Linked DNA regions of Homo sapiens: region 1 is linked to region 2. A link is a contact called in ENCODE Hi-C or POLR2A ChIA-PET data. All regions are on one chromosome and are shown on one strand. Each heading gives the region's core, a stretch centred on a gene start or an enhancer-like site at or near the end of the contact. The rest is flanking DNA. Distances are from core to core; before and after follow the strand shown.

The links. A loop is a pair of places that touch in the nucleus more often than their neighbours do. ChIA-PET counts read pairs that join two places held with the same protein, here RNA polymerase II (POLR2A). Pooled maps may share reads with other maps.
Region 1: a map of A673 shows a loop between it and region 2 (4-fold over the local background). The contact joins two enhancer-like sites. A Hi-C loop is called at or near these places in 6 of 168 maps with a recorded cell type or tissue (A673, Calu3, OCI-LY7 and 3 more), 5 of 37 single-sample maps with no recorded cell type and 6 of 50 pooled maps. POLR2A ChIA-PET finds 5 or more read pairs at or near these places in 7 of 52 experiments (PC-9, Panc1, WTC11 and 4 more).

The regions. Positions count from the first base shown.
Region 1 is chr18:59,056,105-59,058,804 of GRCh38, reverse strand. It overlaps the pseudogene OACYLP. Among named protein-coding and RNA genes, the nearest start is that of SEC11C, 82 kb to the left of the region's middle. Within about 2 kb of position 1,429, at least 5 of the 41 ENCODE cell types and tissues checked have a DNase peak (open chromatin) inside an H3K27ac peak, as active enhancers do.
Region 2 is chr18:58,944,931-58,947,630 of GRCh38, reverse strand. All of the region lies in intron 5 of ZNF532 (zinc finger protein 532), which reads right to left. Among named protein-coding and RNA genes, the nearest start is that of ZNF532, 81 kb to the right of the region's middle. Within about 2 kb of position 1,315, at least 3 of the 41 ENCODE cell types and tissues checked have a DNase peak (open chromatin) inside an H3K27ac peak, as active enhancers do.

The DNA.
Region 1 (2,700 bases), core at 180-2,679, 110 kb before region 2:
GCTGCAGTGAGCGGTGATCATGCCACTGTGCTCCAGCCTGGATGACAGAGTGAGACTCTGTTGCAATAGAATAAAAAACACAGACAAAAAAAAAAAACACCTGCATCACCTGAGAACTTATTAGGAACCCAGACTCATGGGCCCCACCCTGACCTACTGGCAGTGGGCTCAACCATCTGTGTGTTAAGAAGCCCTCCAGGTGACCCTGATACCCCCTCAAGGCTGAGAAGCTTTGCCTAAACAGTGCCATTCACGGGAGGCATCCAGGTTATACCCAAGCCCAGGGAATCATCATCTCTGCACATGGACTCAGGGACTAGAAATTTTAAAACTCTCCTGAGTTTCCCAAAGGCAGATTGAGAACCCCTGCTTTAAATTTATCACCGTTAAAATTATCACCATTCCCCACTGAAGCTAGACGCACTCTCAGCCCCTAGCTGCCCATGCAGGGACCACTGGAGGAAGGGAAGGTGTTTGAGGACTAGACGTATGGTTCTTCAACTGTGGCTGCACATAAGAATTTATTCTGCAAATTAGAATTTGTAAGCACCCTGGGAATGCTTACAAAAGTCCGCTGCCTGGGCCCCATGCCCAGAGATTCTGATTCAATTGTTCGGAGGTGGGTGGGGATGAAAGCATCAGTAGATTTAGAAGCTCCCAAGTGACTCTAATATGTGGCCAGGGTTGAAAACCGCTGGGCTGGACATGAGTGAGCCTCCTCCTCAATCACTTCACCATGCCATGATATGGGAAGGGCATGATAGTCTCCTGGTCAGGAGGCTTGGGATGTTGTCACCAATTCATTCATTTATTCTCATATGCCACCCACTCACAGATTCACATGGAACACTCACATACCAGGAACGGTTCTGGCCATTTTATTTTGGAAGATCGGCAAAGGCTGCTCTGAGAAGGTGACATTTGCACAGACACCTGAAAGATGTGAAGGAGAAAGCCCTGCCAAGATCTTAGATTTTAACAGAAGAGTAATTCAGGCTCAAAAGCAAGTGCTAAGGCCCCGGGTTGGGGAGGGTGGGGAAGGGGGTTCGGGGAGCGTGCTTGGTGCGTTGAGATGAGTTGGTGTGGCTGGTCCAGTGTCAGCAGGTAGGAGGGTGACCAATGAGGCCACTGGAGGAATTCAAGCAGATGACTGACATAATCTGATTTTCATTTGTGTCACTGCATTGAGAGAAGATTAGCAGGTAATCATAACAGTTTTTCCTGTGTAAGTGTCATACATGCCTCATTGGGGAGGGGAAATAGCACTGTGGATTGGCTTCTAAGTTCAAATCACACCTGTGCCACCTACTAGTTGTGTGACCTTGAAGAGGTAGGTTCAGTCTCTCCATCCAACAGAGCCACCAAGCAGCAATTGGCTGCTGGAGGAGAAACACAGTACAGCCACATGGGGGCGCTCCTTCCTCTGGGAAGCGTTTCAATGGGCAACGTTGAGTTCAGAGAGGACCTACCAGTGCAGGTTGAAAGGTTCAGAAGTTTGGAAGCAAGAAGGCAATCAGCTTTCCCATCCAGACCAAAAGTTTCATACCCACTTTTTCCATGAACCAAAGGGCACAGGGTGAACAGCCTGGCATTCAGCAGCCCTCCCCGGGAAGTCCTGGCCAGAAAGGGGCAGGCTGGGGAACCGCATTACCTGGTTTCTGATGGAGCCACGACAGGAAGTTTATATGCCAAGGTGATCAGAGCAGTGGCTGTGAAAGATGCCAAGAACAGCATGGCCCCAAGGAGGATGAGGATCTGTGTACTCCTGCAAAGAAGAGAGGATACGGAGAGGAGTGCCCTTCAGTTTCTTGCCCCACACATGCGCTTCCTATGGCACGAAAGGCTGGAAATCCTGACCATCAGAGGTACTTCCTGCTTTTGAGAGGCCCTGCTTTTGAGAGGCTGATGAGTGGCAGGGAGAGCGGGGCTGGGGCTGGAGGACCTGAGGCAGCCTCGGTCTTGACCATCCATTAGTTGTGCCACACCGGGCAGGGCCTTGAGCTTGAGTTTCCTGGTCTAGACAGGAACAGTAATCGCATCCTCGCCTGCCCACCCTGAGGCTTACTATGCAGCTCAAAAGGAGTCCATGCCTGGGAACGTCCCTTGTCATCTATGAAACCCGATATGGATACAAGTGGTGGTTGATTTGGGAGAGAGGACTGTCAAAGGCAGGGTGGGACACGGGGTGGACCCACTCCAAGCACAGGGGAGAGAGGATCGAGAAGGAGGATGGTATGGTTTGGATCTTTGTCCCTGCCCATATCTCATGTGGAATTGTAATCCCCAGTGTTGAAGTGGGGCCTGATAGGAGGTGACTGGATCGTGGGGATGGATTTCCCCCTTGCTGTTCTTGTGATAGTGAGTGAATTCTCATGAGATCTGGCTGTTTAAAAGTGTGTAGCACCTCCCCGCTTTGCTCTCTTCCTCCTGCTCCCACCATATTAAGATGTGCCTGGTTCCCCATCTGCCCTGATTGTAAGTTTCCTGAGGCCTTCCCAGAAGCAGAAGCCTGCACAGCCTGCAGAACCATGAGTCAATTAAACCTCTTTTCTTTATAAATTACCCAGTCTCAGGTAGTTCTTTATAGCATGTGAAAACGGACTAATGCAGAGGGGGAACCAGGCACGCCTTCAACTGAGGAGCAGAGCCTGAGACAAATGTCCGGGTGCAGGTAGTTCACGTGGGTGTAGGAATGAGGGA
Region 2 (2,700 bases), core at 66-2,565:
CAAAGTTTTCATTTAGAGTCAGTAGCAATTTTACATTTGAATGTCAATATTTCTATACCTGTTCTTAACACAGGAAGCCCTACACCAGTAAACAAATATACAGTAAAATCAAGAAACAGAAAATAAAATCGATACCACTGTTATTTCAACAATGCTTGAATGTTTCTTACGCTTTAAATGACTTAAAATATTCACTTGTCTCCTACAAACTATTTCCATGACTAATATGTTACTAACAAGCAGCCTCCTCAAATGAATTCAGCAGACCTGAACCTTCTGAACATAATCCCTCCTGCCCATCCACACTCTCTACTGAAACGAGGGCACGAGATGTCTTGAGAGGGTAAAGGGCTGCGTCTACCCTGCTGCCGGCCTCTGCCTCCAATGGATGTGTGTTCGGTCATTTGAGAACAGCTCTGATGGCAGCAGGTCACCATTTTTTAGTCACTGCTCTGGGTCACCCTGGCACATAGGAGAGGGCCTATGGGCATCTGTATTTCCTCTGGAGAACTGTGAGAATGGGCACAAAGAATTCTAAGGAGCCGCTTAGGAAAAGGTCAGAGAAAAGCTGACTGGATGTGAGGGTCAGAAATGAAAAGAGAGAAGTTGAGGTTTTACCTGGCATTCCTACGGCAAAGTTGAAGAACGGAATGCCTCCTAAAACCACCTGCCTTCCCTCTCTCAGGGCCCTGAGAGAGGACTTCCCATGTAGCTTCAAACCTCACTGTGCAATTCTCTGTCCAAAGTTACAGATGTAACTTTTTTCTCTTTTTCCCCGTAAGATTTATAAGTTTAACTGGATTGGCCTGTTTTTACAAGGTCTTGAGATGTTAGTTACTTTACTGCAGAGCACAAGTACCCTTGGGGGAGGGGGTGTTGAGAAGCAGACAAGGTTTTCGGGGCCGTACAATGCAGCACAATGTTGTATACTAATCATTTGTCATCATTAACCGTAGCAGGTGTGACAAAGATGTTCACTTCCTCCCTGTTTGAAACTGCTTAGTGTTGTGAACGGCCCAAATGTCCAAGAGTATAAATAAGTGGTTAAATAGAAAACTAGGCCAGCATGGTGGCTCATGCCTGTAATCCCAGCACTTTGGGAAGCTGAGGCAGGTGGATTGCCTGAGCTCAGGGGTTTGAGACTAGCTTGGGCAACAGGGCGAAACCCTATCTCTACTAAAAATACAAAAAATTAGCTGGGTGTGGGAGCTACAGGTGGCTGAGGCACAAGAATCGCTTGGGCCCAGGAGGCAGAGGTTGCAGTGAGCTGAGATCACGCCACTGTACGCCAGCCTGGGCAACAGAGCAAGACTGTGTCTCAAAAAAAAAAAAAAAAAAACTATATGAAGATTTTTTAAAATGATGTCACAGACCTATACCAATGGCATGGAAAGATTTTCATGCAAATTAAAACAGAAGATAACAAGATAGAATGTATGGTATGATCACATTTTTTAAAGGGCATAGAAAAGAAAGAGAAGGCATAGGATTGTCAGCATCTCTGCTGGATGATAGTATATGTATTTTTATTGCTTTGTTTGTCTCTACTTCCTGTTTTTTCTGTAATTGGCATAGGACAATTGTTTTAAAAAGGATAGACTTGGCCGGGCGCAGTGGCTCACATCTGTAATCCCAGAATTTTGGGAGGCCGAGGCAGGCGGATCACAAGGTCAGGAGATTGAGACCAACCTGGCCAACATGGTCAAACCCCGTCTCTACTAAAATACAAAAAAGAATTAGCAGGGCATGGTGGCGTGCACCTGTAGTCCCAGCTACTTGGCAGGCTGAGGCAGGGGAATCGCTTGAACCCAGGAGGCAGAGGTTACAGTGAGCTGAGACCACGCTGCTGCACTCTAGCCTGGTGACAGAGGGAGACTCCGTCTCAAAAAAAAAAAAAAATAAATAAATAAATAAGGATAGCCTCAAGAAAAGAACTGAGATTTACTAGCTAGGCTAAGAAATTGCTGAGAACTCAATTTTCACATTTTGAGAAATCACTATTTCACAGCTATGCCACAGCTCATTTTGTTCATGCTACATTCCTTTGGGGAGGGATTCTGTTGTTTGGACGTGCTGTCTTAACAACAGGAAGTGTAAAACAGGAGACCATCTATTTACGTAGCTATCATTCTGAGGAGGCTGAGCAGGTTGTTGGTGTAATATTAGAATCCCTCCCCACAAAATACTAACAGATATAAAAGGGAAAATGGTGACTTTATAATGGAGAAACTGCCTCGCCTCGATGATGAAGGGTGGCATCACCACTACCTTGTAAGACAGGTGGATGTCGCCCTTGCCCCCAGAGTGATCCTTTGAGAAAAGCATGGCATCACGGCCCAGGCATTGCCACCAAGAGCACATGCCTGAGTCCAGCAATGACAGTGCAGTGACAGACCAAGTGAGGGTCAGCCACAGGAGAGGCCTGGGTCCCCTTTTGGACGGCCAAAGACATGAGAACAGGGGACACTGAGCAACTGCTTCAGACGGAAGGACACTGATAAGGCAGCACAAGTAAATCCAAAATGTACACCCAGATAAGATCTCGGACCAGAGAGGAGAAAGACACGCATAACAACTGGGAGGAATCTGGATGAAGTCAATGAATTGGATGGTATTGTAATCAACAATGACTTCCTGACTGGGGGGCTGCACGGAGGTTACTTACACAAGTTCCTTTTGTGGAAGAGAGCAGAACACACC